2 separate regions of the Mus musculus genome follow, and region 2 is linked to region 1. Evidence: chromatin loops called from intact Hi-C (ENCODE). Cell type or tissue: gastrocnemius. All regions are shown on one strand. Each heading gives the region's core, and the rest is flanking DNA. Links, peaks and the distances in the headings are about the cores only. Region 1 holds the start of Iffo1 (intermediate filament family orphan 1). Region 2 holds the start of Tapbpl (TAP binding protein-like).

What was found. Peaks named below come from ENCODE experiments on the same cell type or tissue, not always from the same donor. Only the 100,000 strongest peaks of a DNase experiment are listed, where the experiment ranks them.
Region 2: a loop joins it to region 1, with 1.9 times the contacts of the local background. A loop is called at or near these places in 3 of 42 quality-filtered maps.

The regions. Positions count from the first base shown.
Region 1 is chr6:125,137,221-125,151,959 of GRCm38, forward strand. It overlaps Nop2 (NOP2 nucleolar protein), which reads left to right. Exons shown (of 16, transcript NM_138747.2): 8 at 91-290; 9 at 415-504; 10 at 2,420-2,507; 11 at 2,586-2,726; 12 at 3,315-3,454; 13 at 3,570-3,659; 14 at 3,816-3,938; 15 at 4,054-4,282; 16 at 6,781-7,533. The coding sequence ends at 7,421. Iffo1 (intermediate filament family orphan 1) reads left to right here and starts at 8,004. Exons shown (of 9, transcript NM_001302779.1): 1 at 8,004-8,809; 2 at 12,369-12,429; 3 at 12,521-12,616; 4 at 14,165-14,305. The coding sequence starts at 8,037. In gastrocnemius, for the core only: a CTCF peak has its summit at 8,013; DNase peaks (open chromatin) are centred at 7,141, 7,998, 8,540, 9,754 and 2 more places; H3K4me3 peaks cover 4,435 bases; H3K27ac peaks cover 4,829 bases.
Region 2 is chr6:125,220,802-125,235,179 of GRCm38, forward strand. Tapbpl (TAP binding protein-like) reads right to left here and starts at 11,059. Exons shown (of 7, transcript NM_145391.2): 1 at 10,733-11,059; 2 at 9,754-9,996; 3 at 9,344-9,616; 4 at 7,262-7,600; 5 at 5,690-5,995; 6 at 4,063-4,149; 7 at 3,404-3,908. The coding sequence starts at 10,796. The coding sequence ends at 3,865. It overlaps Cd27 (CD27 antigen), which reads right to left. Exons shown (of 6, transcript NM_001033126.2): 3 at 13,714-13,893; 4 at 13,453-13,515; 5 at 12,841-12,960; 6 at 11,821-12,630. The coding sequence ends at 12,509. It overlaps E130112N10Rik (RIKEN cDNA E130112N10 gene), which reads left to right and starts at 10,468. Exons shown (of 2, transcript NR_015604.3): 1 at 10,468-10,553. Mir8113 (microRNA 8113) reads right to left here and starts at 14,011; the gene lies at 13,883-14,011. It also overlaps Vamp1. In gastrocnemius, for the core only: no CTCF peak of the experiment used is centred there; DNase peaks (open chromatin) are centred at 10,487, 10,665 and 10,961; H3K4me3 peaks cover 2,638 bases; H3K27ac peaks cover 4,122 bases.

The DNA.
Region 1 (14,739 bases), core at 3,914-11,913:
CTTTGAGTGCAGAGTGGGAGTGGGAGGAGAGGGCCTGAGTGGGGCTCTCTCAGGCTAGGATTCGAGGCCACATTTCCTTAATGAGCCCACATGGCCAGGCTCCAGACCTGCAGCGAGTTCACAAGCGGATCCAGGACATCGTGGGAGTGCTGCGGGATTTCGGAGCTCAGCGAGAAGAGGGCCGGTCTCGAGCTGAGTATCTAAGTCGGCTTCAGAAGGACCTGGCCACTTACTATTCTTATGGAGACTTCCTGCTGAGCAAGCTCATGGAGCTGTTCCCTCTGTCTGAGGTACCGGCAGCTGCTGCTTCCGCTTCCCTTCCCTTTGTACGGCTGTGATGCCGTTTACCCGCTCACACTGTGTGCTGAGCTCATGGGCTCTTGGCTCAGCCCTGATGCACTGTCTCCATCGCAGTTGATCGAGTTCTTAGAAGCTAATGAGGTGCCCCGGCCAATCACCCTTCGGACCAACACCTTGAAAACCCGTCGCCGAGACCTTGCTCAGGTCAGTGTCCTTTTAATTCAGAACTGGACTCTGGCTCACCCGTGAATCACCCTGCCCAGTTGTAGCTGGGTGTGTTCTTCAGACCTGAGAGTGCCTTGTTCCAAGCCTGGCCCCCAGGCCTGCGATCTGTGTGCCTCTGTGCTGCCTGCGCCTGGGATGCGGCACCAGCGTGGGGAAGAACTGCGACCTAGGGGATTGGAGGGAGGGCACCAGGAAGCCGAGAAACGATGCTCGCCCCAGGAAAACATAAAAAACACACAAGAGTAAGATTTTATTCTTACACAAGGATTCGGGAGCCCCAGGTTAAAGACTTTGCTTCTAGCCAGGCAGTGGTGGCGCATGCCTTTAATCCCAGCACTCGGGAGGCAGAGGCAGGCGAATTTCTGAGTTCGAGGCCAGCCTGGTCTACAGAGTGAGTTCCAGGACAGCCAGGGCTATACAGAGAAACCCTGTCTCAAAAAAACAAAACAAAAAAAAAGACTTTGCTTCTAAAATCAGTAGTGTTAACCTTGCATACTGTCTTAGTCAGGGTTTCTATTCCTGCACAAACAATCATGACCAAGAAGCAGTTGGGGAGGAAAGGGTTTATTCAGCTTACACTTCCATACTGCTGTTCATTACCAAGGAAGTCAGGACTGGAACTAAAGCAGGTCAGGAAGCAGGAGCTGATGCAGAGGCCATGGAGGGATGTTACTTACTGGCTTGCTTTCTTATAGAACCCAAGACTACCAACCAGCCCAGGGTTGGCACCACGTACAGTGGGCCCTCCCCACTTCCAGCTTGTGTCAAGGTGACACACACAACCAGCCAGTGCACATACTGTTTGTTTTTTATTGTTGTACTGAGCTTATTTTACGTGTTTTATTTATGAGTATTCACCGTGTGAGTGTGTGGGAGCTATGGATTGTTGTGAGCCACTATTTAGGTGCTGGCATCCAGTCCAGAACCCCTGCCACAGGGACGGGGCTAAGCCATCTCCAGCCCTGCGTATTGTAGTTTCATGTTTTGTTTTTGAGCCAATCTCACTATGTAAGCCCTTGCTGGCCTTGAACTTACAGAGATCACCGGCCTCTACCTTCCAGGGGCTGAGATTAAACGTTTTGTTTCCTTCAGGTTTTGAGGCAGGTCTCATGAAGCCAGGCTGACCTAAAGCTTGCTTTGTAGTACAGGTTACCACTGAACTTCTGGTCTTCCTGGGTTTGCCTCTGGAATGCTGGGCTACAGGCATGTGCCATTGGAATGCTGGGCTACAAGCATGTGCCTCTGGAATGCTGGGGCACAAGCATGTGCCTCTGGAATGCTGGGCTACAAGCATGTGCCTCTGGAATGCTGGGGCACAAGCATGTGCCATTGGAATGCTGGGCTACAGGCATGTGCCATTGGAATGCTGGGCACAAGCATGTGCCATTGGAATACTGGGCACAAGCATGTGCCATTGTGCCTAGTTTTATGCACTGCTGGGGAGTGAGCGCACATGCTGGGCAAGCACTCTACCCACTGACACACGTCGGGGTACCCCAGCAGTTCTTCCTGTATCCTAGCTCTAGACGCGATGCCCAATTGGGCTGTGTGGTTAGATCCGGTAGTTTACATTTTTAATCCCAGCACTTGTGAAGTTGAGGCAGACCGCTCAGGCTACATAGCTATACCCCATGTCAAAACAAGGGTCTTGGAGGACGGGCTAGAGTGGCTCAGTGGTCGACCCTTTGTTCAGGCTTTACAAGGCCTTGGGTTCCACGCACGCACTGTAGGCAGATGGCATATGGATGGTATAAGGGGGCAAGATCTGCCAGGTGAATCTGCTGGCTGTCATGAGAGCTGTGCTTGGAGCTGCAGTGCAATGGACCAGGTTCTCCCGCATGGCTGTCTTGGGGGTAGAATATCATGGTTTTGACATCTCCCTCCTTATTCTCAGGCTCTGATCAATCGTGGGGTTAATCTGGATCCACTGGGGAAGTGGTCAAAGTCTGGACTTGTGGTATATGATTCTTCAGTGCCTATTGGTAAGTGTCCCCAGCTGGTAGCTAGCCCTTCTGTCCCTTCCCTCTGCCAGCATGTCACACCATGGCCCTCCTTCACAGGCGCTACCCCTGAGTACCTCGCTGGACACTATATGCTGCAGGGAGCTTCCAGTATGTTGCCCGTCATGGCCCTGGCACCTCAGGAGCATGAGCGGATCTTAGACATGTGCTGTGCTCCTGGGGGGAAGACCAGCTACATAGGTATGCAAAGGGCAGGCCGGGTGCAGGCGTCTGCCTGTACTTCAGAAAGAATCTAGATTGGTGACACCTTAAAGGTGATCCAGTTTGGTATGCCGTCACCTCACAGAAAGGGAGGGGCAGTTGGAACAGGAAGCTAAGCCTCTTCTAGGAAATGGAAGAGCAGGAGACTGAGCCAGAAACCTGGAGTTTAAAATTGGGGAGTTAGGCAAGGGGGCTGGGCTGTGGCAGAGTGGCAGAGCAGTTTGCTTTAGCGTGCACAGACCTAGCATGCACAATGCCCCTCGCAGAAAGGGAGGGGCAGTTTCTGCAATCTAGGCTCCAAGTTCAGCTCTGTCATTTAACCTGTGCCTGGCCTTGGTTGACTTCTGATTTTGTTCTCCCTAAACTGGGGGTGGGGGTGGGGGGTGAGACGGGGACCAGAAAGATGGTTAGCAGAAGGGGAAGCCATGTGGATGGACTTAGTACTGGCTGTCTGGGCAGAAAGGAGTTGGCCTTGGAGGGATGGGATTGGGCTGGGGAGGAGGTAGTGGGTGTGAGGCAGAGGAAGTGCTGCTGAGCTGGCTGGCACTCCCTGCTCCCTGCCCCTAGCTCAGCTGATGAAGAACACAGGAGTGATCCTTGCCAACGATGCCAATGCAGACCGGCTCAAGAGCGTGGTGGGCAACCTGCACCGCTTGGGAGTCACCAACACCATCATCAGCCACTATGATGGGCGCCAGTTCCCCAAGGTGGGCTCTTGTCTTTCTGAGGCTTGCCCTTGGTGACATCACTGTGTTGTGCTGTCCTTATGAAATTAGAAGTATTGCTTGCAGCAAGCATCAGGTTGACGGCTCCTTTCCACAGGTGGTAGGGGGCTTTGATCGAGTGCTACTGGATGCTCCTTGTAGTGGCACAGGAGTCATCTCCAAAGACCCTGCTGTGAAGACGAACAAGGTGAGGGCCTGGGCCTGGGCCTGGGCCTGGGGCCGCTTGAGAGGCTTTGGCTGATCTTGTGGGGCTGGAGTGTCATGATCAGAGAAGACCCCGTAGGCAGCCGCTCCGTTCCTCAGGCTGTCTCATGAAGTCCCTCACTCCTGGTCTCTTGGGCAGGATGAGAAAGACATCCAGCGCTGTGCCCACCTTCAGAAGGAACTGCTGCTCAGTGCTATCGACTCAGTGAACGCTGCCTCCAAGACCGGAGGCTACCTGGTCTACTGCACCTGTTCCATTACGGTGAGACCTCTGCGGGGGCAGATGGCGGAGGCTGCTGTGGAGGGCACTGGACTCTGAGAGCTCTCTCAGCTCCACCTGCACGGCCATCCTTCCTATTTGTCCTTTCCACATCCAGGTGGAAGAGAACGAGTGGGTGGTAGACTATGCCTTGAAGAAGAGGAATGTGCGGCTGGTGCCCACCGGCCTGGACTTCGGCCAGGAAGGTTTTACCCGCTTCCAAGCAAGGCGCTTTCACCCCACTCTGCGTTCCACCCGGCGCTTCTACCCTCACACTCACAATATGGACGGTTTCTTTATCGCCAAGTTCAAGAAATTTTCCAATTCTATTCCCCAGCCCCATGCAGGTAATCTGCTCTGCTCTTCCCTACCACCACCTCCTTGGCTCTCTGTCTTTTTAGTGTGTGTGCGCGTGTGCTATATGCAGCATGGTGCATGTGTATGCAGTGTGATGATACATGAATGCATGTGTGTACAGCGTGATGCATGTGTCCGTTGTGTATGCAGTGTGATACATGTATGTATGTGGTAGAGTTGTGTTCATATGCGTGTGAGAGAGCTATAGCTCAACCTCAGCCATTGGCCTCTGCTCTCCACCTGACTCGCTTATGTTGTATCGTGTGCGTGTGCGTGTGCGTGTGTGTGTGTGTGTGTGTATACGCGTGTGTGTGCGTGCGTACGCACCAGCACACCTATCAGAAAACACATGGAGCTCAGAATAATTTGGGAGTTGTCACCTTCCACCACGTAGTCTGATCAAGTTTGGGCTTGATGGCAGACACCATTACCTGCTGTTTTCACCTCACCATCGCTACTCTTTAAAGAAATGTTGTTTAAAATTTCCCACTACCACCACTTTCCCTCCCAGTGAGTCCATTGAGTGTTGGCTATGTGGATGGATGTGGGACCATCTACTGGAGTGTGAGTAACCTGACAGCCTCCCATCCATCCCTTAGGAAACCTGACTACACCCCCAGCTGCAATCAGTTGCCAGGTACTCCTGAGATAAGACTGGGACTTCATGCTCTACTCCTCACAACACACACACACCCTACTTTTCTCTTTTAGTTAAACTGTCTGGACCACAGACACCTGGGATCAGCCTGCAGTTCTGCCTTCTGGGTTTTTGTTTTCACTTGGATTGGCAGTAGCTAGATGTCGTGTCCTCCCCCCCCCCCCCCCCCCACACACACACACACACACTTTGCAGTGTGGAGAGCAGAGGGTACAGCATGGCAGGGAGAGGGGAGCTTGGTGTTCCCCTCAGCCACTGCACTTGGAGGAAAGACCCTATCCTCTCAGCTGCAGTTGTTCCTGAGCCCTGAGCCTCGACTGTGCGGGTTGAGGGGGACGCGTCACATACTTCTACCAAGAGCCCAAGTGCATTCCCACTGCAGGCTGTGCTTGCTTTTGATTCTTGGCTCTGCTGGCCCAGCATCTCTGCACTGGATTGACAAACTGCAGAGCTCTGGCAGGTCATGGAGCTTGTGGCTGTGCAATTTGTTTCCTCAGGCATCCTCCTGTTGGCCTGCAGCTCGGGAGGGCGGGGTGTTCTGAAACAGAGCTCTGCCTGCCTTGGGTTAGTCGGAAGGGAGGAGAAGAGGGCCTGAGTAGAGTGGGTAGTTTCTGGCTTGGTTTTTGTTTTTTGGGTTTTTTTGGTTTGGTTTTTCGAGACAGGGTTTCTCTGTGTAGCCCTGGCTGTCCTGGAACTCACTCTGTAGACCAGGCTGGCCTCAAACGCAGAAATCCGCCTGCCTCTGCCTCCCGAGTGCTGGGATTAAAGGCATGCGCCACCACGCCCGGCTGATTTTGTTTTCAGTAGCTGCAGACTTAGAACATTGCCAGGTAGGTGCTCTGCACAGTGCAAAAACCTTAAACAGCACATTTTAAGAGGCAAAGGCATCTTTTGAGTTTGAAGCCAGGCTGGTCTCTATGTAGTAAGTCCAAGACCACCTAGGCTACATAGCAAGACCTTGTCTCAGAAAAACCCAGGAAAAAGCAAGTTTTGATATAAGTGAAGTCCATATTTGATGATGTTCTCATTGATACTAGCTAGGTTCCCCACATTGCATGACAGTCTGAGATAGGACAAGCGAGCAAGTGCTTTAGGCTTGCTTTAGAGCCTGGGACTTACTCCTTAGAATGTCTTGTTATATACTGCCCTCCTGAGGGAGCAGCTTCCTCTGAAAACCTGACAAGAAGAGTAGTAATCCCTTAAAACGTGTGGGGCAAATAGTTTCAGTAAAAACCATGAACTAGTGTGAGTAGTCAGTTTTTGGGCACTATCCTAAGGTGTGGGCCTTCGTTATTGTTTCTTTGGATTTTGGTGGGTTTTTTTTTGTTTTTTTGCCAGGTTTTTTATTATTATTATTATTATTATATGTAAATACACTGTAGCTGTCTTCAGACACTCCAGAAGAGGGAGTCAAATCTCATTACAGATGGTTGTGAGCCACCATGTGGTTGCTGGGATTTGAACTTCGGACCTTCAGAAGAGCAGTCAGGTACTCTTACCCACTGAGCCATCTCACCAGCCTGGATTTTGGTGTTTGAAGACCGGGTTTTTCTATGTAGTCCTGGCTCTCCTGGGACTGGCTCTGTTGACAAGGCTGGCCTGGAACTCGGATCCATCTGGCCCTACCTCCTAATTGCTGGGATTAAAGGCTGTGCCACCACCACTGCCTGGCAACTGCCTTGGTTTTTGTTTGTTTGTTTTTTGAGACAGGGTTTCTCTGTATAGCCCTGGCTGTCCCGGACCTCACTTTGTAGACCAGGCTGGCCTCACTCAGAAATCTGCCTGCCTTGTTTCTTAATGATCAAGCCATCTGTTTAATTTTTACCTCAGGAAACTCGGCAGCAGCTACCCCTACAGAGCCTGACCTGAAGGATCAGGTCACCCCAAAGTCTGAGAACGGTAGTCAGCCCACCAAGAAAGCCCGTGGGGCTGTGAAGGCAAAGCAGCAGTTGCTGAGACAGCCACATTCCAAGAAGCCCTTCCAGAAGTTGAACGGCATCGCCAAAGGGCCAGGCTTGTCCACTGAACCTTCTGTCCCAGATGCCCAAGTGTCTACCAGGCCCAGTCAGTCTGCTGGGAATGCTGACGTGAACAGCAAACGAAAGAGGTCTGAGAAGCTGAAGCAGCGGGGACCTAAGTGGAAGCCCTCTAAGGAGGCTGCTGTCCCAAAGCCGAGCGCCCCTTCCAGGGTTGAGGACTCGAGAACACCTCCTGTGCCGACTCCCTCTGAAATCCGTGCTGCCCCAAGGCCTAAGGACTGTGCTCCATCCCTTGGGGAAGCCAAAAAGAAACAGAAAGGAAAGCAGCAGTTAGCACAGCAGCCTGCTAATGGAGCTGCTCCCCTGAAAGAAGATGCTGTTTCCAAGGGACCCTCAGCCCCCTTTGTGTCTCCCCACAGTTCCACCAGGCCCCCACCAGCAAAAAGGAGGAAATCAATGACAAAGGGCAACAGCCAGCCTCTGTTGTCTTAAATGGACTTGGAAACTTGACATTGTCTCTGGGTTGGAACTTTTAGATCCTGATGCAAGGCTGGCCTCCCCCTGTGCATACATATGAAATTTAATATACATATTACCACTCCTAGTTGCTGTTGTGTTTTTTGAGGGGACTGGGTACTGGCGGTTTGTAGGAAAGTGGGCCTGGGTTTCTCTGGGGAGAGACAGTTGTGCACTATTCAAATGACTATTCAAATGGTAAATTTCTCCCTCCATTTCTTAGTCTTCATGGGAAAAAGTAAAGGAGTCCGACCCAGGGTACCAGGTAGAAGAGAGGGCAGTAGGGAAGACTGTCTCTAAAGAGCCAGAGGTCCTGTGCCTACAGTCAGAATCTTAGGCTGTGGCTCCCCGGGAAGGGCTAGTCTGGCTCCTGCCGGGGTTGACCCCACTCATGGGGCCTCAGACCCGGGAAAGGTTCAGCGCTGATGCCCTAATGAGGGCCTTTCATTGGCCCCCTCTGCTCCCTCCCTTATGACCTTTGCCCTCCTGCCGGGCTATCTGATTGGTCACTCGTATCCCACAAGCATCTCATTGGCTCTTCTCCTCACCCTCTGCTGCACTGGTCTCCTTCTCCCGGCAGAAGGCGCAGCCATGAATCCGTTATTTGGTCCCAACCTCTTCCTCCTACAGCAGGAGCAGCAAGGCTTGGCCGGGCCGCTGGGGGACCCTCTGGGAGGTGACCACTTTGCCGGGGGAGGGGACTTAGCCTCGGCTCCGCTTGCCTCGGCCGGCCCCTCTGCCTATTCGCCTCCGGGGCCTGGTCCGGCGCCCCCCGCAGCCATGGCTCTCCGCAACGACCTAGGCTCCAACATCAACGTACTGAAGACCCTGAACCTCCGGTTTCGCTGCTTCCTAGCCAAGGTGCACGAGCTAGAGCGCCGAAATCGGCTGCTGGAGAAACAGCTGCAGCAGGCTCTAGAGGAGGGTAAGCAGGGCAGGCGGGGCCTGGCCCGCCGTGACCAGGCGGTACAGACCGGCTTCATCAGCCCGATCCGGCCCCTGGGGCTGCCCCTGAGCTCCCGGCCGGCCGCCGTGTGCCCCCCATCAGCGCGGGTGCTGGGCTCGCCCTCCCGCTCGCCAGCTGGACCCTTAGCATCCTCTGCCGCCTGCCACACATCATCCTCCACTTCCACATCCACTGCCTTCTCCTCGTCGACCCGCTTCATGCCTGGCACCATCTGGTCCTTCTCTCACGCCCGCCGGCTTGGACCAGGACTGGAACCCACGCTGGTGCAAGGGCCTGGCCTGTCGTGGGTACACCCTGACGGGGTGGGCGTCCAGATCGACACCATCACCCCTGAGATCCGTGCCCTGTACAACGTGCTGGCCAAAGTGAAGCGGGAGCGGGACGAGTACAAGCGAAGGTAGGGACAGGGTTCAAGACATGCCCCACACAGACACGACAGGGGCAGGGAGTTAGTTAGTGAGGGTTCCTAGAACGGAGAAGTGGGGGGCGGGGGGTGGGGGGCGGAGGGCAAGAATCGTGTTAACAAGAGTTGAACTTCCTGTGATGATGAAAAGTGAGGAGCAGGGAAAGATTTGGTTGCAGGGACCCCAGAATCCACAGACAGTTCTCAAGTCAGACTGGTGGCTCGAAGCCTTCTAGAACACTGGGAACTGATGCTTTCTTCTGGCATGTCTCCCTGTCTTATGCAGGCTGCAGTGTCTGCGTGACTCTGCTAACTGTGGGGTGTTGTGTGGTATGAAAGGGAGACATCCGAGAGAGCTCTGCATCTGTGGGTCTTGGTTGTCGGGCCAGCTTCAGACCTTGGGGGCAATTTCAGGACATAAACTCCACATATGGGGTGAAGGATGCGGCTTTAATTCTGGAGGCAAATTAAGTGAAGTTGGAAGGAGGTAGTGAAGGGCGACTGTGCCTGCCCAGGGCCTCCTCTAAGGCATGTCCCCAGAAGCCAGGTCTCACCCTGGTTCCATACAAGAGGCTCAAGGACTCCGGAAGCTAAAGATATTGCTTGGAACAGTCAAAACACACAGGAAAAGAGAGAAAGGGTATGGGGTCTCCTAGGACAAGGAGAAGGGATGGCTGTCATAAAGCTGGTGGGGGCGCTCTATCAGAAGAATCTCCAACCAGAACCAAGTAAAAAAAAAAAGTTGGGACATGGGCACGCCCTACAGAGATACAGATCGGCTATCTCAGGACCAGCACTGTGTGTTCTGAGGGTGAAGGTTTGGCTTTCTGAGAGGAACCCTGTCCCCAGCAGGTTAACATAAGAGTTAAGAGGAAGGGATGTCACATTGGAGTGCTGGCTGTTTACCAGGAGGACTCCCTGGATGGCTGGTAACCAGGCAACAGGACAGGGCCACAGGCAGAGAGAGTTTTCTCAAGGCTGACCAGGCCCTGGTTGAGGAGGAAGTTGGTGGCGGTCAGAGGGGAAGCCCAGATTTGGAGGCTCCAGTGTCTTACCTAATGTGACCCTTTGGGGGATAGCCTGGTCTGTGTGTGCAGGCCAAGGTGGCAGGGATCGCTATCTGGTTATAGCCGTGTGTGAGGACTATTTGGAGGCCCTGGAAACACTTTGTAGGCTCTGGGTGACCTTCAAGGGTTGGTGATCTCTTAGCATCCCCCAGATCGCATGCATCAGCAGGCTTCCTGAAGTTCAATCCTCACCCTGGCTTCCATGACTGTGGCCCATGTCTTTGGGTTTTTAGTTATCCCAGCCTCTAGGCACCGCCCAGGGCCTGCCCGCACCTGCCTTCTCCCCTGAAGGGCTTAACAGCCAGTGGAGCATGGACAGTTCTGGAGTTCTGCTCTAGTCCTAGGAACAGCTGCTCCTCTCCAAGCCATCTTTTAAAACAGAGACTGTTTGTCCTTGGTGCAGCTGTCTTGGGCAGCAAAGAGTTATCCTTGGGGACTGGTTAGCTCATCACTGCAGCACAGGGTCGTGCAGAGGGCCCGCGGCTAGGATTGCATGGTACACGACACTCGCCCTTCCACCCCAGTGCCCCCTCCCTCCTTCTGAGCTCCTCACACCGTGCCCCCACACCCCACTCCGTTAGCCTGGATGGCATGCAGAGCTTGATTATTAAACTGGGCGGGATGGAGGCCCCGCCACCCCCTAGCTCCTGTCTTTAGCTCCTTTGCCTGGGTGATATTTTTCTTGGGGCTCAGTTTTTCCAGTAATAAGGATGCTCCTTGCTCTTTCCCTTCAACTCAAATATAGGATTTATTTGCAGGCGAAGCCTTTGGTAAATGTAGTAATTATGAAATTTGCCCAGATTCTACCCAAGTTATGGGAACCTTGCAAAAAAAACAAACAAACTGAGATTTGAATGCAGGCCACACTGCACCCATCGGTACCTGGCTGGAGACCACTGCGGGCATCTAGATAATTCAGATTTCTTTCCCTGTATGAGCCATCTCATTAAGCATCATCTTGCCTTAAACTTGCTCGTGTTTCACTGGGATTTATCAAGTTCATCCCTGACGCGTCTTGGCCAGGGTCGTAACCTCTTGTCTATCCTATGGGCTTTTCCTCTAGAGACTCACAGACTCTAGGCACACAGGATGCCACATCCCATACTTGTAGAGGAAGAAACCAGAGCCTAGCAAAGACAAAGGTCTCATGTAAGAAAACGTGTAACGTGAGGTTATCAGACTCTGTCACTGCTGGAACAGAGGGAGAAGCAGGCGAGGGGGAGTGCAGGGCTGGCAGGAAACAGGATAAGAGGGTGTGAGGGAGGGCCACAGCTGAGCTGCATGGTCAGCTGCAGGGTGGTGGCTAGGCTGGCTGCCTCTTCCCCTGGCTGCCTGGAGTTATTATTAGGAACACTGCAGTGCGGCTGTAGGTGCTGGACATGGGAGAGTCATAGAACCCGAGAGGGCGAGGGAGGGGCAGGAGCAAGGAGAGAAGGGGCCCGAGAGCTTAGTCCTCCTGACTGCAGAGGCTGTCCTCGGCTGCCTCCTCTCCATGGGTCTCATTTCGAGTCTTCTTCTTCAGCTCCGTTGCCCTCCTTTCTGAGGCCAGAAGAAGCCTGTGCAGGCAGAGTGCAGGCGGAAGTGATGAGATCACGCACACAGGCATTGCCTTGGGTGCTGAACCTGCATGGTCAAGCAGCACCCCAGCTTCCATCTCCATGACGATGGAATGTGCACCTAGCCCTGGGTAGCGAGCGCCCCATAGTCACTGCTCCATAGCAAGTGCCTTCGGCCTGCTGACAGTGTGGGTCTGAGCTCTGGGTGAGAGATGCTGTACAGCTTGGCCGTGCCTTCTCACCCACTCACGGTTCCCTTTCCCCTGCGTGCGGTTATTCAGCAATAGCTAGCTTCCCGTGCCCACTTTTTTCACGCTGCTGGGGGGACATCACGCCAGCCCTGTGACCTTCTTAGAGCTCACTTCAAGGGGCTGGGTGGGGAAGGACTTTGCTCCCAGCCAGGCTGCTGAGCAGCTCTTGACCCAGCCTGTGTCCTGCAGATGCTTTCACAGGAGGCAGGGCACAGCCTAACAAGCTCTGGTCTGTGCGGGCAGGAGCGGGAGACCGGATCTGTGCCACTGAAGGTGGGAGACTGGGTCATAGGGGGGACATGGTGGATTGGTGTGTGGGCAGGAGGTGGGGGATGAGACCAGCCAGACAGCTGGCGGAACCGGGCCGGTGTGGGGATGGGTACTGCAGAGGCCCAAGTGGTAGCAGTTGTTTTTAAATATAGTTCTTGGTACGTGGTCCGGAGGTTCTGGGCAGGCAGTTGGTGAGCTCAGCCCTTGCCAGGAAGTGTGGAGCCATTCAACAGCTGCAGCTGCCCCCTGGCCGGCCGCCTGTAAATTCTTGCTTCAACCAGTTCCCATCTAGGGAACCAGACCTGAGGTCTGAAGCCTGGGCCTGAGACGGAGGGAGGGACAGGAGCTGTCACTGTCACGGCAGGAGGGACTCTAGGCTGTGTTCTCTCCCCTTCCCAATGTCTGTCAGGTGGGAAGAGGAATACACGGTTCGGATACAGCTACAAGAGCGAGTGACTGAGCTCCAGGAGGTGAGGGCAGCCACCCCACAGCCCCTGCATCCCTGTCCCCACCCCATGGCTTTTCCCACACTGACATCATGTCCCCGTCTCCTGGCTGTAGGAGGCCCAAGAGGCCGATGCCTGCCAAGAGGAGCTAGCCATGAAGGTTGAGCAGCTGAAGGCAGAGCTGGTGGTCTTCAAGGGGCTCATGAGTAATGTGAGTTCCTGCCCTCCTCCCCCTGGTCCTCGCCCCTTCCCTTCCTCCCTGGGCTTTGCTCTTCCCCACGGTCTCCATTGTTGCCCTGTTGTAAAGGAGGAGGCTCAGCCTCATGGTTGGTCCAAGCCATTAGCGGAAGCAGACTCTCTGGCAGCTCACACCTTAATCCCAGCCCTCGGGAGGTGGAGCCAGAACCATCAGAAAGCTGAGGGGTTCAAGTCCAGCATCAGCTATGTTTAAAAAAATAAAATGGGGGCTGGTGAGATGGCTCAGCAGGTAAGAGCACTGACTGCTCTTCCAAAGATCCTGAGTTCAAATCCCAGCAACCACATGGTGGCTCACAACCATCCATAATGAGATCTGATGCCCTCTTCTGGTGTGTCTGAAGACAGCTACAGTGTACTTATGAATAATAATAATAAATAAATCTTAAAAAAAATAAAAAATAAAATAAAAAAATAAAACAAAATGGGAACGTGCACAGCTCTGGAGCCGGCTGCCTAGGCCCAGGTGTGAATTCTGCCACTCAATAGCTGTCTGGCCTTAAAGCTCTTCCTTCCCCACCAAACCTCTTTGCTTCATCTGTGGAATGTGGAAAAGCGCAGGAGGAAGGACATCTCAAGGTCGCCTTGAAGCAGATGATGCCCCTGGCTGGTGTGTACTGCTAGACAGTGAGACAAGTGTCATTTATTATCTCTCCCCAACCCCAAACCCCCTGGTTCTTCTTTTTCTTTTCTTTTCTTTCTTTTTTTTTTTTCTAGACAGGATTTCTCTGTGTAGCCCTGGCTGTCCAGGAACTCACTTTGTAGACTAGGCTGGCCTCAAACTCAGACAGAAATCCACCTGCCTCTGCCTCTCAAGTGCTGGGATTAAAAGCGTACGCCACCACTGCCCGGCACCCCCTAGTTTTTCAAAGCAGTCTTACTCTGTATAACAGCCCTGGCTGTCTTGAACTTGCTCTATAGCGCAGGCTGGCCTTGAACTCTTGTTTTGTTTTGTTTTTGTTCGTTTTTTTCGAGACAGGGTTTCTCTGTGTAGCCCTGGCAGTCCTGGAACTCACTTTGTAGACCAGGCTGGCCTCGAACTCAGAAATCCACCTGCCTCTTCCTCCCAAGTGCTGGGATTAAAGGCGTCCGCCACCACCGCCGGGCTAGCCTTGAACTCTTAGAGCGGCCCCTGCCTGCTACCCTAGTGCTGGGATGGAAGGCATGTACCACCACTCCCTGGCTGTCTCTTTCATCTCTGGAGATTTACATTCAGGAGGATATAAAGAACTGTTGTTGGTTTAATGGAGGCCCTGCTCGTCCCAGACTAGGCGGAGCCCTCCCAGGTCTATGTGGCTGGGTGTGAGTTTCATGAGGCTCCTGATGGATGCGCCAATGTGGTCGGATGGGCCCCTGAGAAAAGGGATGCTTCATCCAGCAGGTCAGGGCTTCGTGGAGGAGGTGACAGTGGTGTACTTGGAAGGATGAGGATTTTGCTGTGGTTTTATTGGTTCCAGCGGGGGTACTGGGTGTCTCCTCACTGCTCCTGATGTTCCCGGTACAGAATCTGACAGAGCTGGACACCAAGATCCAGGAAAAGGCCATGAAAGTCGACATGGACATCTGCCGCCGCATTGACATCACGGCCAAGCTCTGTGACTTGGCCCAGCAGCGCAACTGTGAGGATATGATCCAGATGTTCCAGGTGAGAGGCCTGCTGGCCGCCCCCTCGGGCGGGGCTGGGCAAGGGAGAGACGCTCCTATCATGGCTGGCCTGGATCTCAGGTCCCGCTGCCCTTCACCCTGGGACACATCTCGTCACCTGGGGCCCTTGGTGGGACTAGGCTGGGAGGCAAGGAACAGCCTCAGGAGAGAGGTTTTGGAAGCCATGTCTAACTCCATCTCCCCCTCCCCCCTCTCTGTCTGCTTCTCTTCTCTCTGTTCCTCTCATCTTTTCTCTTGCTTTCTCCGTAGAAGAAGCTGGTTAGTGTGACCTCACGCAAGCTTATTGTCCCAGTCCCTGTGTCTAAGCCACCCCGCTCTCAGTCTTGAGCCACTGGGCCCTTCCAAAGAGATGCCTTCTTCCTTTCTGTTTCTTGTCCCCTTTCGCCCCCACCTCCCCGCCCCCACCCCCGTTTT
Region 2 (14,378 bases), core at 6,379-14,378, 86 kb after region 1:
TTACCTTCTCCTAGAAGCCATCCCACATGCTTCTCTTCATGTCACCTGAAGCATTTGATGTTATTCATGAAGGCACCAAATAATTTCAGGGAATCAGGGGCTTGGAAAATAACAAGCTTTCAGGAGTGTGCTTCTTGCCATCTCACTAATGAAAGGCCTGTCCCTCCCTTGTTGTTGATCACGAGAAATGAGAGCTGCATGGCAAGACTCCCAGGCTGCCACAGAACACTTTCCTCCACACTACCCTGTATGTAACACGGGGGGAGGCAGGAGGGCCTTTCCAGAGTTAGAGAAGTCCACTGATCCCGCAGCTCAGTTTTGGATAGGAGGGTCCAGGCTGTGTTGGTGTGCCGTTGCGCTGCTGTGCGGCATGGGCCTCGCATCCGCAGCTGCCTGCCACTCTTCCGTTAGTTCTCCCTGCAGCCGCTGTGCCCATCCATTCTGCATTGCCTCCTGTCTTTCACTCCCTTTGCATGCTGTGTTTGTTGGAGCCGAGGATAGGAGCTGCACAGTCTGTCTCGGGGGCTTCTTCTAGTGTCATGATAGGATCCCGCATGGGACAAAGCCAGGTGCCCGGCGGGTGGAGGGCAGGGTGGGAAGAGGAGGGCAATGTTCTCAGACCTCTATTCCTTCTGTGCTCTGGTCCACAAACTGGAGGAGGCAGGGCCGTGCTAGGCCGGGGGTCCACTTCCCACGCAGCAGCCTTTCGTTCTGCAGAGCCATCGATCCTTCCTTTCCCTTGGCCCATTTTCCACCTTCCCTTCGTGCTGCCTCAGGGCAGGGCTGAAGAGCTGGAAGAAAGCAGTCAGTGTAGCCTCCCAATGTCCCCCGAAGGTCTCCACTCTGCTCTGGGCTTCCCTTTGCCTAGTGCAGGGAGCCATCTCTGGAGAAGAAGCAACACTGTCCTTGGTGTGTCCCAAGCCTGGAGCGTATGTTCCCTGTTGGCCCACCCAGCCCCAGCACGGGAATTATTTCCTGGGTTTCTGTCCATCTAAGGCTTAGGTGTAGTTGGCATTCGTTCTTCTGGGGGTGTTAGTCCTTCTACTTTCTATCTCACCTCACCCTGAACCCCCTTCTGTGTCTCTGCAGTCTTCTCTCCCTCCCACCACCCATGTGCATGAGCAAATATGCAGCTAACCCTGGGACTTTGCAGTCAGTTGAAGCCAAGCTTCCCACATCTCCTCTTTGTTTGCCATGGGATGATGTGGGGCTTCCATCGTGTCTGTCATTACCTCTGTCTCTTTCCTAACCCAGTCTCACAGTTTATGTATAGTAGTAAGAGTTGTACTTCCACCAAAGGCATGTGACATATTTACCAATCTCATGTATTCTCAACAAAGGCGAAAAATACAAATTCCTACCACAACATTGACTTGATTGTTGTTTGGGCTGTGCTGGGGAGGGGGAGAGGAAGGTGGTGTCCTATGTTGGCTCTAGGCCAGAAGGGCTGATGTGTGTATTCTTTGTTCTTCCTGGAGATTAAAGTCTCTGTGTTGGCAGCGGAAGTGGTCTGTGTCTTAGCCTTCATACCTGAAACAGCCAGGCTTGCAGGTGCTGGTGAGAGGAAGTGCTGACAGGAAGCTGAGTGGGCACCAAATGCTAGCAGACAGCTGCAGGCTTTCTCAGCCCCTCCCAGGCCTCTCCACCTGCTTGTCACCTCTTGGGGGAGGCTTCCAGCCCGTACCTCCTTGGTCCTCATGCATGATTTGTTCCCCTCTTCAGCTTCATTTCTATTTTCTTTAGTTTTTCAAGACAGGGTTTCCAGTGTGCCCCATTGTGCTTGCCTTGTAAGTAGATTCTCCATACTAATTCTTCTGAAATAGCAAGTTCACTTCAAGATCTAGTTCTGTTTATTGTATGCGTGTGAGTGTTTGCATGTATGTATTTACAACATGTGTGTGCCTGGCATCCAGATCCTCCCCAGAGCAACCAGTGCCCCAGCCACGGGGCCATCTCTGCAGCCCTTCCCCCACCTCCTTTTAAGACATTGGTCTGTTCCTAATGTCTGCAAAAACTAGCTTCTAAACCCAGAAAACCTTCCCCCCACCCACGAGACAAGGTTTCTCTTTGTTGCCCTGGCTGCCTTGGAATGTACTCTGTAGACCAGGCTGTCATCAAACTCAGAGAGATCCCCCTGCCTCTGCTGCCTGAGTGCTGGGATTAAAGCATGCACCATCATTCACAACTTAATTTTTAAAATCTTAATTTAGGGCTGGAGAGTTGGTTCAGCAGTGAAGAGCACTTGTTACTTCTGCAGAGGACCTGGGTCCAATTTATAGCAGCTATATGGAGGATCACAACCTCCCACCCCGACCCCAGCCCTCTGTGTGTCCCCGGGGATCTGACACTCTCTCCTGGTACCAGGCACACAGGTGGTGTACATACACACTTGCACACAAAACACTCAACACACATAAAATGGTAAGATAAATAGATCTACTAAAGAGAACTCTCAGAGGACCTAGGTCTCGTTTGCAGCACCCACATGGCCACTAACACCTGTAGGTAGCTACAGTTCCAGGGGATCCAGGGCCCCGTCTGACCTCTGCAGGCATCTGGGTGCGTGTGGTACACATACACACAGGCACACTCATGCACAGATATTTTTAAAGATGCATTTGTTTTTATTTTATGCATATACCTGTTTTTCTAGCATGTATGTGTGAGTACTACATGCATGTCTGGTGCTTTAGGAAGACAGAAGAGGGCGTTAGACTCCTGGAATTAGTTACAGATGGTTGTGAGCTACCATGTGGTTCTGGGAACCAAATCCAGGTTGTGTAGAAAATCTACCAGCGCTCCTATCCACGGGTTGCTATCTCTCTAGCCCCCCACTTTACTTTTGATAACAGACATCATAATTCATGGTCTTTATAGGCTCGGATGCACTGTATCCATAAGGTATTTCATAGCAGTGAGCACAAGGAAGCTCTCGTGCAGCTGAGGGAGTGTTGTATAACTCTCCCAAAACTCCTGGCAGCTGTCTGAAGGGTCAGAACCCTAATATCTGATGATGTAACGGTGCAGATGTAGCCCAGGGCCTCTGCTTCGTACCTTGAAACAACGAGTTGGGAGTTGGAGCAGCTAGGAATGTTTTGGAACCAACAGGGAGAGAGAGAAGAAAGTGCGCTGTAGTCACAGCATGTTTTTATTTTGACAGTGTTGGCATTCATGAGTGGTCACAGCCTCTCCCGCTTCCCTCACTTTGATCCTTTTTCTAAGAGAATTTTTTTACATCTGACTTTTTTTTCATTTACTCATTTTACATTCCAATATCAGTTCCCTCTCTCCTTCTAGTACCTCTGCATGAAGACCCACCCCCATTCCTCCTTCCCTTTCTCCTTTGAGAAGGAAAGCCCTTTTTAGGTAACCCTCCCCTGTGTGTCCCCCCACCCCCGATTTCTTTTTTTTTCTTTTTTATTAGATTTATTTATTTATTATATGTAAGTACACTGTAGCTGTCTTCAGACACTCCAGAAGAGGGAGTCAGATCTCGTTACAGATGGTTGTGAGCCACCATGTGGTTGCTGGGATTTGAACTCCAGATCTTCGGAAGAGCAGTCGGGTGCTCTTACCCACTGAGCCATCTCACCAGCCCCCACCCCCGATTTCTTAATACCTCACATAGATGGTGTTAGCTTCCACTTTGATAATTCTGCCATCCTCTTGTCCTGTCCCTTTTCATCAGCCCAGGGCTCTCTTCTCAATAGCACAGAAAGCAGAGACTTGTACAGTCCAGGGCCAGTACTGCACTCCCAATGTGCTGGCACCTTCAGGCCCAGCTCAGCCCCACACCTCACACGGGGTCCTTTAAGTAGCCAGGATGTGGAGTACTTTACTTTGTATTCGGAGGCAGGCAGGCGGCTACCCAGAATGCCTCATAGGCCTGGTGGACCTTGATGAAGAAGCTGAGAGAAAAACGGAACAAGATTGTTTTCAATAGGGATAATTCCAAAAGCAGATGTTGGGGGTATGGTAGAAACATCTGGAACTCAGCACACTGGACTTCATCCCTGGTTTGGGTGGGCAGATACCTGAGAGTAGGTTGATCTACAAACTCACCTTGCTGTCTGTGAAGTCCCAGAAACAACAACAGCGCAGAAAGGAAGATGATGCTGGCAAAGATGACTCCCAAGGTTCCTCTCTGCTCTGTGGGTGAGAATGAACACAAGACCACATGCTGAGCCCTCACCCTCCAGTACCCCTCCCCTTAGGAGGGGAGCTCTGGCCTGGGTGCTGTGAATCCTCACGGAAGGACGGGAGCCTGCCCACGCAGCAGCACTGCACTTGTTCAAGACTCTCAAGTTTGTGTGTTGCTGTTCTGCCTCTTACTCCATCGGGGCTTTGTTATTCTGAGACAGGGCCTCATGATGTCCAAGCTGGCTTTGAACTTAGGAGTCCTGCCACAGCCTTCTAGTGCTGTGTTTATAGGCACACCCCACTAGACCCTATTCTATCTCAGGACATTTGAAAATGTTTTACAGAAGAGAATGAGGCTATCTCAGTGACTACCAGCAAATAGCTGGGGAATGATGTGAGCCAAAACAAAAGGCAAGCTTTGGGGAAGCTCATAGTCTAGCGAGCAACCAAATAGGTCTGGAGCTCTTGGATATTTCATTGTGAGGTGCACATCCTTTCCTGCCTGAAACTGCAGCATTCTGTGGCCTTTGGGATGAAGTGTGTGTAGATATAGGGTGTAAACACGTAAGGGCTTGCAGCTTGCCTTTTGGTTATAGTGTCTCCTTTATTGTATATTGGTAGAGAACCTGGGGCAAACTGCTCAGTGTCTGCAAATGCCAGCTTACTCATCTGTAAGATGAATTCTGGACATGGCGATGGTGTCTGTAGTCCCAGCTATTTGGGAGGCTGAGTAGGAGGGCTGCTTGGCAGAGGAGTTTGAGGCCAGCCTGCTCAGGAAGACCGGTTTCCAAAAATAAATGGGAGGTGTAATATGTGAGATCACCCTCAGAAGCTCTTGAGTATATTGGGGGTGGAGAGTTGGCTAAGAAGTCAAGAGTTCTTGTTGCTCTTGCAAAGGACCTGGGTTCCAGTCTTAGCAGCCACATAGTGGCTGACAAGCATCTGTACCTCCAGTGCTAGGGGATCTGATGCCCTCTTCAGGTCTCCATGGGCATTGCTTGCCCATGGTGCACTACAGCAGGCAAACCACGCAAACACATAAAATATTAAAGTTAGTGTAGAAGCTGACTTTCCAATGCTTGGTCATATGGGTGTGCAGATGTAATCGTCTTAAGTATCATTGCCTCGTGCCCTTTTTTGCACACACCCTCAGGCCCCTAGGTTTTCTGTAGACTCTTGTGTCGTTTGGTTTTCATATGGACTGTGCTTCCAGTCTTAAGGGCTTCCTGCTGAACTTGGGCTGGGCTCAAAGGTCTGTTTTGGGTCTTTTTCCCTGTCTGCCTCAATTTGTCTCTCTAGCTCCTATGGGAAGGAGCAGCACTCCTTTACCTCTGATACCCAGCCCAAGCTTACTCATCTCATTATTTGGAGGCTGGGGATTCATAGTGGTAGAGGATGCCACTCTGGGAAAGATAAAGATAAGATAAAGAGTGTGCAGAAGGTGGAACTGAGGAAACGCATGAGAATAGCACACAGCCAAAGATGACCTGTAAGCAGGGGAGTCCCAGCCTGAATACAGACAGGGGAGGAGAGAGGACACCCCCAGTACCTGGATTTGGCAAAACCCTCATGCTGGTTGTAAGGGGCTCCTCCAGGGAGACGTGGGCGACTTGGCAGGTGTAAGTGGCACCTGTGGGGCCTGGGTCAGCCATCACCGTGGAAGAAATGCTGTAGGTTCCCATCGTGCTCTGCCTGAGGCTGGAGAAGGAGGCACCAGAGACTTGGGCTGGAATTCCACCCAGCTCCTCTCGAATCCACGTCACTCCCACATCCAGAGGATAGTAGCCGGCAATGCTGCAGACGAGGGAAGGCAGAGGATCCTTGTTTGCCAAGTGCAGTTGTATTTTGGGGGGAGCTGGAGAAAGAACAAGGAGTAAGATTTTAGAGGTATCCGACCAGAGCCCTCAGAGGAGCCTGCAGCCTCTTTAAGCGTGAAGGTATGTTATAGAGACGGAAACTCCTCAGTGTTTCAAGATGTTGGGGTGAGGGCTCTTCCTGGACACAGATCTTAAAAGGCTGGGAATTCAACCTAGGGCCTTATAAGTACTAGCAAGTGCTATACCACTGAGCCACATACCCTACCGTTTGGTTTTCTCTTTTATCACCTCTGCAAGCCAGTGATTGCTCATTGAGTTGAGAACTGCTTTCTGCCTGTCCTTAATTGGCTGTTGCCGCCATTAGGAAGTGCTAGGAACATAAGATGAAGGCCCTTGTGGCCGCAGGTCTCCAGAGCAACTAGGAATGAAGCACGCAGGACTGTCTTTACAGTGGGAAAGATGTTTTTAAAAAACCTGTTCTAAAATCAATCAAAGAAACAAAAACCCCCAAAAACCTGTTCTTCCATCCACAAAGCTGAAAATTGGAAGTGATTAATAGCCTGGATCTGTGTTATCTGTTGGTCCAGGCCATACCAAGCTCCTCCAACCAGGACCAGAGGTGGCTGGTGATCTAAATGACCCTTATATTATCTGTATAACCAGGGGGCTCCCCCAAGCTCCCAAAACCAGGACCAGAGGTGGCTGATAGCCCAAATGACCTCTACACTATCTGTATGACTGAGAACATCTCAGAGCCTTCCCTAAAGCCCTAAAGCTAATACAGGCTTCCTATCTTTAGAACCCATTTTCTTGAAAGAAATGACATGGACTCTAAGTCCAGTTTTGATGTAATTACAAGGGACTGTATTATACCAGCATAACTTTTCCCCCAGTTATACTGCGTTTAAGTTTGTTGGGGATAAATCGCCTTGTATCAGACTTCCCAAGTCGGATCCAGGTTGAAGAAGTTAATCTGAACCAAGGTTTCTTTCTCCCTGTGATTGACTTCCTTGCCTGGACACCTGCAGGGTCCCTCTCAAGGAAATGGTCCAGGGGACTGAAATTACAGACAGCTAGCCCAGGGTTTTTATTCTGATGTAGTTATTTCCTGGGGGTATTATCTTGGCATTCAGTGAGACGCCTTATCTGATCACCCACACCTCCAGAATGAAGATGGTGTTTGGGTTGTGGGAATGCATTCCTTCTCTGAGGAAATTTTCTCTGGGGTTGGATTCTAGTCTGGGAAACATTCCCATAGGCATCTCCCTCTCCCTTATCCCAGAAAACCCAAGGCCTGTCCTTACCCAGGATGTTAAGTGGCATGATCTGTTGAGCTTGATACAGAGAGGTGGAGATCTGGCAGATGTAGTTCCCCTCATCCTTTAGAGTGAGGTTGGGTAAGGTGAGAGAGGCGTTTCCAGCCCTGAGTAGCTCCTCAGGCTCCAGTGTAGCGCCCTTGCGCTTGGCCTGCCCCTGCCCTGTCTTCCAGCTGTACACCAGCTGGCCGCTGCCTTTATGCTGCAGCCGCCACTCCACGCCAGTGAGGTCCAGGCCTGGTGCCATGGAGAAACTGCAGTGCAGGGAGACAGAGGACCCCAGCAGGTGGTTCAGGGTTTGGGTCTCTGATGTCACCTGGAACTCCACTGTAGAGAGAAAGAAAGGGTGACTTACAGACTGTTTCTTCCTTAAGGTCACCTGGCCTCTGAGCCATGGACAGACAGCTCCGGCTCCCTTCCCTGGACAGTGGTACTGAGTTCATTTCCTGTCCAGTGGAGCCATAAATTAATGGTGCAGCAAGGCACACATGAGAGCCTAAACCCACAATCTTCGTGGTTCAGTCCCTCCAAGTGCAAGGACTGCAGATGTGGACAGTACGTCCAGCTTCAATAGTCACGTCTTTCCATGAATGAAATACTGTTAAGTCCTGTGTGCACTGGACCCTTGTTACTGTGAGTAGAGCACTCCCCAGCCTTGATAGGCTTTTGGGATCCTTGGTTATTGTGAAGCAGAGTGGCCTTGACTTTCAGCTATCAGCCCTAACTGCACATGGGAGCATTTGGGGGTGAAGTGTTGTGGTCCCTACAGCCTAGTCAGTCCAGGGGAGGATATCTATGTTAGTCGGGTAGAGAGGAACTATGACAGCTGACGAAATAGGTCAGAAATAAGTCACGGCTGGGTGGGGGTATGTTGTTTCATTTATTTGTAGATCTGAATAAGTTCAAAAAGGGAGAAGCACTAAACTACCCATGGCCAAGGATAGGAGATGCTGAACATCTTTTCTGATGTGGCAAGGCACATTCAGAAAGGACTGTAGAGCCGGAGGGTGTGGTAGTATATGCCTGTACCATCAGCTACTAAGGAGGCATGACAGAATCACAAGTTTCCAGGCCTGCCAGGGCATCTGGGTGAGACCCCTGTTTCACAATAAAACTGAAAAAGGAATTGAAGCTGTAGTTTAGTAGTAGAGCTCGTGTTTAGCACAAGGCTCTAGGTTCTATCCTCAGTATGGGACAACATAATACTAAAGGCTAATGTTTTAGGGGTTTGCAGGGATAGGAGAGGGGCCCCCTCATCGTCATCTTCTGTGGACTTGATTTTCTCCTTTTTGGAGGCAAAATAATGAACTGGACTCTCCAGGTGCCTGTCAATATGTTTCCTCTTGGTTTTGAACCTGGTAGGAGGTACTAAGTGGGAGAGAATGAGGAATGGGCTCACTAGTAAGAGCTACTGAGCACTTCTTTCTCCCTGTGCTCTGCTGTAATTGCCATGAAGCACCAGACCAGACTCCCTCTCCCTGGGAGGAAACATGAGTTTGGCTAAATAAGAGTGTAGTGACATGTGTAGCTACAGTGTCCTCATGTGTTGCTTCCCCACTTTGGAGAAAATACCTGATGATTATTATGTTTTGATGCTTGCTCGAATAAGGATCTCCTAGCATCCCCTCTTCTTGACTCAGGATATTTTAGAAAGAAAAGATGAAGCTCTATGGGTACCTCAGGAGGACCTGTGGGATATTTGTTTTCTTCCTTCTATCCCATCTCTAACCACAAAAGAAAACAAAATACCAACCAACAAACCAACCAAACAAACAAAAAACAAATTAAAAAAACAACAACCCCCCCCCCAAAAAAAAAAAAAAACCAAAACCAAAAAACCAAAAAACTATCTTGGGGCTATTGAGATGGCATAGTGCATAAAGTGCTTGCTGCCAAGCATAGTGAACTAGTTCAATCCCTGGAAACCACATGGTAGGTTCTATAAGCTGTCCTCTGATCTCTACCTATGTGCTGTGGCATGTGCACACGTATGTGCGCATGGACGCGCACACACACACACACACACAATAATACAAAATGTTCCTGTGCCACTGCATTTTGTTTTCTCACCTTGAGTCTTCACTGTGCCCTGGGCACTCAGAGGTAGGTTCAGTGTAGGGTGCCGGACAGCTCCAACTTCAGCATCTCTTAGAGTCTTCATCACCATGGAGACACTGGGGCCACCTCTAGAAACCTGCATGTTGCTGATGAACCAATGTGCTTTCTCAAAAGTGGCCTCTTGTCTGGCCTGGAGGAAATACTTGGAGATCTCGCAGGTCACTGCCTTCCCGCTGCAGTCAGCATGGAGCAACGCCTCTGCCTGGGGAATCTGTACCAAGTCCACTGGGGAGAAGGGCAGCATACAGAAGTAATGTTGGATGGACAACGCCAGACCGGGGGGGGGGGGGGGCAGGCGTGGGTAGATAGAACTGGGAACGGGGCTGTTCCTGTGGAGGAAGCCTAGGATGGGGAGATTTTACCTGAGGCCTCAAAGATAACAGGTGAATCCTGTTTGGTCTCAGTGCTCCCCTGGAAATCTGTGATGCCTTCCAGGGAGCCATCATCCAGCACTGGTACCTGCTTCAGCACAAGCAAGGCCCTCTCCCTGTCCCCACTGCTGGCAAAAGCCCCGCGGTGCCTGTCTTCTGTCACCAAGAAGCAGTCTAAGATGATGTCCGTGGGCTGCCGCTGTCTTTCTGCTGTGGTGGGCGCTGTGGGAGGGTCTGCAGGGAAAGTGGAACAAGCACCCTCGTCCTCCACACTCTTCCCACCCCTTCACCAAGCCCCGGGCTGAGCAGCAGGTAAAGGTGCCTTCTGAGCCCCGCTGTCCTGGTGTCATCTATAAACCCAGCTTCTGCTGAGGCACCTGCTACTCAGGCAGCGGCTCTGTGAGTTATTTCAAGTCCTAGATCTGTCCTGATCAAAGCCAGAGGGGTTTATGCTTTGTATTTCTGAGTCTCAGCTGTGGGATGCAAGGGAATTTCTGGAAAGGAATTCTCAGGTTAAAAAAAAAAAAAAAAAAAAGGAATAAGAAATACTGCCACAGGGGAGAGGAGCCAAGACACTGCTGTTCCTAGGGACATTGACAACCTTTTTCTCATCACCCAACTTTCCCAGAGGCCTCTGCTTTCTGCCATAGCCACGCCCACCAGGAGTCACCAACCCAATGATTTCTTAGCCTGGGGAGCCCCTTCCTCTTCTAAGGATTCAACTCAGGGCAGTGAGCTGTCCCACAGAATGCTAACACCCTGCCTTCCCATCGAGGAAGCCCCCCTTTTCTGTGAGTTCTCTGCCGTACCCCTCTCCAAACTGGTTCCGCATGTTGTGAGTGCCGCACTCATTTGCTGGGCTTAGCAGACAAGCTGGTGCTGTTCTGAGAAGGTGGCTTCCTGGGGCTCCTTTAGCTTGGCGCTTCCTCCCCCCCAGTCCCCCAGGCCCCAGCCTGGTCTCCGCACTCACCAGTCCCTGCTGCCCCAGAGACAGCCAAACAGAGCAGCAGATACCAGCTGGGCTCCAAGCCCATGGAGGCTACTCTCAGGCTCTTCCTTGCTGGCTGCCTTCTCCACAGTTCCCCTGCTAGTGATCTCTGGCTGAAGAGGGGGTTCTGTGAGCACCCTCACTTAGCACCTGTGGTCTCCGTTCTCTTATCGTTTCTCTTTCACTTTCACTTCAACTGCCTCTGTGGCCGCCCGCCCGAGGCCAGTAATGGCTGCAGCCAGCTCTGCTTTCTGTTCTCCCTAAGGTCCACCCCGCACCCAAGAAATCCCCAGGTGATTTCAAAACCTGGTATCACCACATCAGCTTTCCCATCAGCCCCAACTATGAGAGGGCTGGAGAGGGGGTGGAGCCAGAAGATAGATTCCCCGGTACTCTGGACCCTTCTTCCTTTCAGTCCATGTTAAATCCTTTGGGTCTGCCCTGGTGACAACTCCCTGTTCAGATCTGTGATCGAACAGACGAGATGGGGTGTGGCCTAGTTCTAGGATTGGAATTTTAGGAGGCTGGACAGCTATGTGAAGTCTCACTTTTAACTTGTATTTGTGTATATGCGGTGTATACACTTGTGTGGGTGAGTATGCCCAGCCCTGCCTGTGTGTGGAGGCTCGGTGAGGGCACTGGGTGTCTTGCTCTATTACCCCACCTTATTCTTCAGAGACAGGGTCTCTTTCTGAACCTGGAATTGTTTGGTAGCCAACAAGCACAGCAGTGATCTCCTGCTGTCTCTACTCCAAGCCCCGCCCTTGTCACACCACTTAACCCCTTGAATTACAAGCTCAGGGCCACACTGAGGGATTGTTTGTTTGTTTGTTTCAGTTGTAGGTGTGCGTATTTGAAGTTAGCATTTACACTATCCTTCTTCCTAGTTCACTGTCCCTTCTTTTTTTTCTTCTTCCTCCTCCTCCTCTTGTTCCCCTACCCTCATTCTGTAGGAAGGGGAATAGCACATGGAGAGTGTCCATAGCTGGCTTGTTACTAGAGTCCCTGGGCCGTAAGGCTTGGCTCCGGGTTCCAGTGTTTGCCTGCACAGAGAGAAGGGACAATGTGTATAGAAGTAGACAAATGAATTTATTTATAGTTTTAGCTCAACTGAGAGAAAGTCTCAGCCTCAGCTTTCCCACAGCACTGTCACAACTTACAGAGAAGACAGAACCAAGGCCAGGAAGTCTGTGTGTCTGTAGATAGTGTCTCTCACGGCAGTCAGTCCTTCTGGTACCAGGGCACCTGCCGGTGGCTCATTCCATTTTTTTAAAAAAAATTATTATTTTTAATCGTGTGTGTGTGTGTGTGTGTGTGTGTGTGTGTGTGTGTGTCCGTCCTGTGTTTGTAGATGCCAGAGGAGGTCAAAGGTGTCAGACCCTCTGAAAGTAGAGTTACAGCTGGTTTCGATCCATTTGACAGTGCTGGGAATCAAACTCTGGTCCTCTGGAGGAACACTTCGTGCTCCTCACTGCCAAGCCCCCTCTGGAGCCCTTGGTGAGCCATTTCCACCCCTGGCATGTAGTTTTGTCAGCTGGACGGTTTCACTTAGAGTAAGTGTGCTTTATAGCTAGAGCCTGAGTCTCCCCAGCTTGCTGGGCCACACACTGGGATCCTGCTCTTGTCCCTGTTGGTCTCAGAAGGGCAGTTTGTTGAGTATTCACAGGAAAGGGTTCTGATGACCATGACAGGGGAGCAGGCCACCATTGAGGTCTCTGTGGATGGCCCCTCGTCAGAAAGGGCCCCACCAGCACCCGGTCAAGGGTAGAAAGCAGGCTCGGGTTTCCGGTAGTCCTCCTGGATAGGGATAGCACTGCCCTCCTCTTCCCTGGGGCAGCTGTAAGGACAAGGCTCTTCAGGCACTGCCTGCCGGTCTTCATCTGTGCAAACACAATCGGTCAGCAGTGGAGAGAAGAAAGGTGAAGGGGAGAAAAGAGGAGAAAAGCCCAAGTGGAGGGCTGAGAGCTGGGGGGCTTGGGGAGTCTGGGGGAAGGACACTTGAGGAGCCAGAGTAGGTGGGTGGAGTAGGTGTGGGGGCTTTAGGTGTGGGTAGCACAGCTGAGAGACAGGAGGGAAGGCCTGTGTCTTACTTGGCCCGTGGTTTCTTCTTTGATGGAAGAACAAGATTGCACCCAGGACGAAGATAAGAAACATGCTGGAGAAGGTCACAAAGATCCGGATGCAGTCCGAGCTGCACAGGGGTCTATGGGCTGTGACGGGCAAGAGCACACCGAGGCTTTGGAGGGGCATCTCACCCTGGACCCTTAGCCCTGTCTGTCTGTCCTTTTCCTGAGTAACCCTGCCCCTGTTGGACCAGTCCTTTCTCTCCTAATCTCTAACTAGAGTCTGCTTCCCCCTCCTTTGCCTCCAGCTCTGTCTGTCTCTGTGTCTTTCTCGGAGTCTAGTTTAGTCCCTTGAGACAGGATTCCTCCCTGACCTGGAAGCTTGCTGGTTTGAGCTCTGCTGGCTCTGCCTCTGCCTCTGAATGTGAGGGCTACAGATACGAGCTTCCATACTCTGCTTGGTTTTCCCTGTGGCCCTGGGTATTATGTCACCCTTGTATAGCAAGTTATCCACCGAACTTTCTCCCCAACTCTGTACCCCTCTCCCTCACCCAGCACCTAGGGGTTTCCCATGGCTGTTCTTTTGGCCTCTTTCCTCTGTGCTTTCTCTGTGGAGTGGGGATTAGGAAGACAACTCACATGACCGCTGGCTATAGACAGTCGAGTTGGGAAGCTGCCTGTGTAGGGGCCAGGATGGCTTCTCTGGAAGAAACAGACAGAGCGAGTCACAAGCAGGAAACCTCCCAGGATGTCCCAGGCTTTCCTGTGATTTTGCAGGAGTCAGACAGGAGGAAGACATGCTGGCCCAGAACCTAGCTAGGGGTAAACACAGACTGGGCAGTGCTGGGTAGGCAGCCTTCTGCCTTGTCCCGACTGGGTAAGGAGCAGCCTGCTGCATACCTGTGCCATGAGGTAAGTGGGTGGGTGGTGGCTGTGGGCTCGGGGTCTCAGATGGCTGTCTGGTCAGTGCAGGGTTTAGAGGAGGGTCACACTCTGTACATTCCTGGTCCCTGCACTGCCAGTTCTTGGAACAGCTGCACTCAGCATTGGCAGTGACTGTGCAGTTGCGGATAAGAAAACCTTGGGAGAGAGGAGAGCCAGGAGAAACAGGACACCACAGATCTTTAGAGACCTGGGGTGTCTACTTGCCCCTGACTCTCCTGAGACCCCCGAGACTCACTCACAGGGTATGAATTTCTTCCACTCCCCGCGCCTTACCTATTTCCCCTCTGCCCCTCCCTCACCCCCACCTGCCCCTCCCCTGCTGTCACCTGCCCCTCCCCTGCTGTCACCTGCCCCTCTCTGCCTGCTACCTTTCCCAGGCTCAGACACAGAAACTGAAAGTAGAAAAAGATTATATGATTTTCTTTCCTACTCACTACTACTTTAAAGCTTTTAATTATTGGCAATCATATACTACCCACCTCTCAAGACAGGTTTTCTCTGGGTAACAACAGTCCTGGCTGTCCCTGAACTCACTCTGTAGACCAGGTTGGCCTTGAACTCAGAAACCTGTTTGCCTCTGCCTCCTGAATGTGGGGATTAAAGTTGTGCACCACCACACC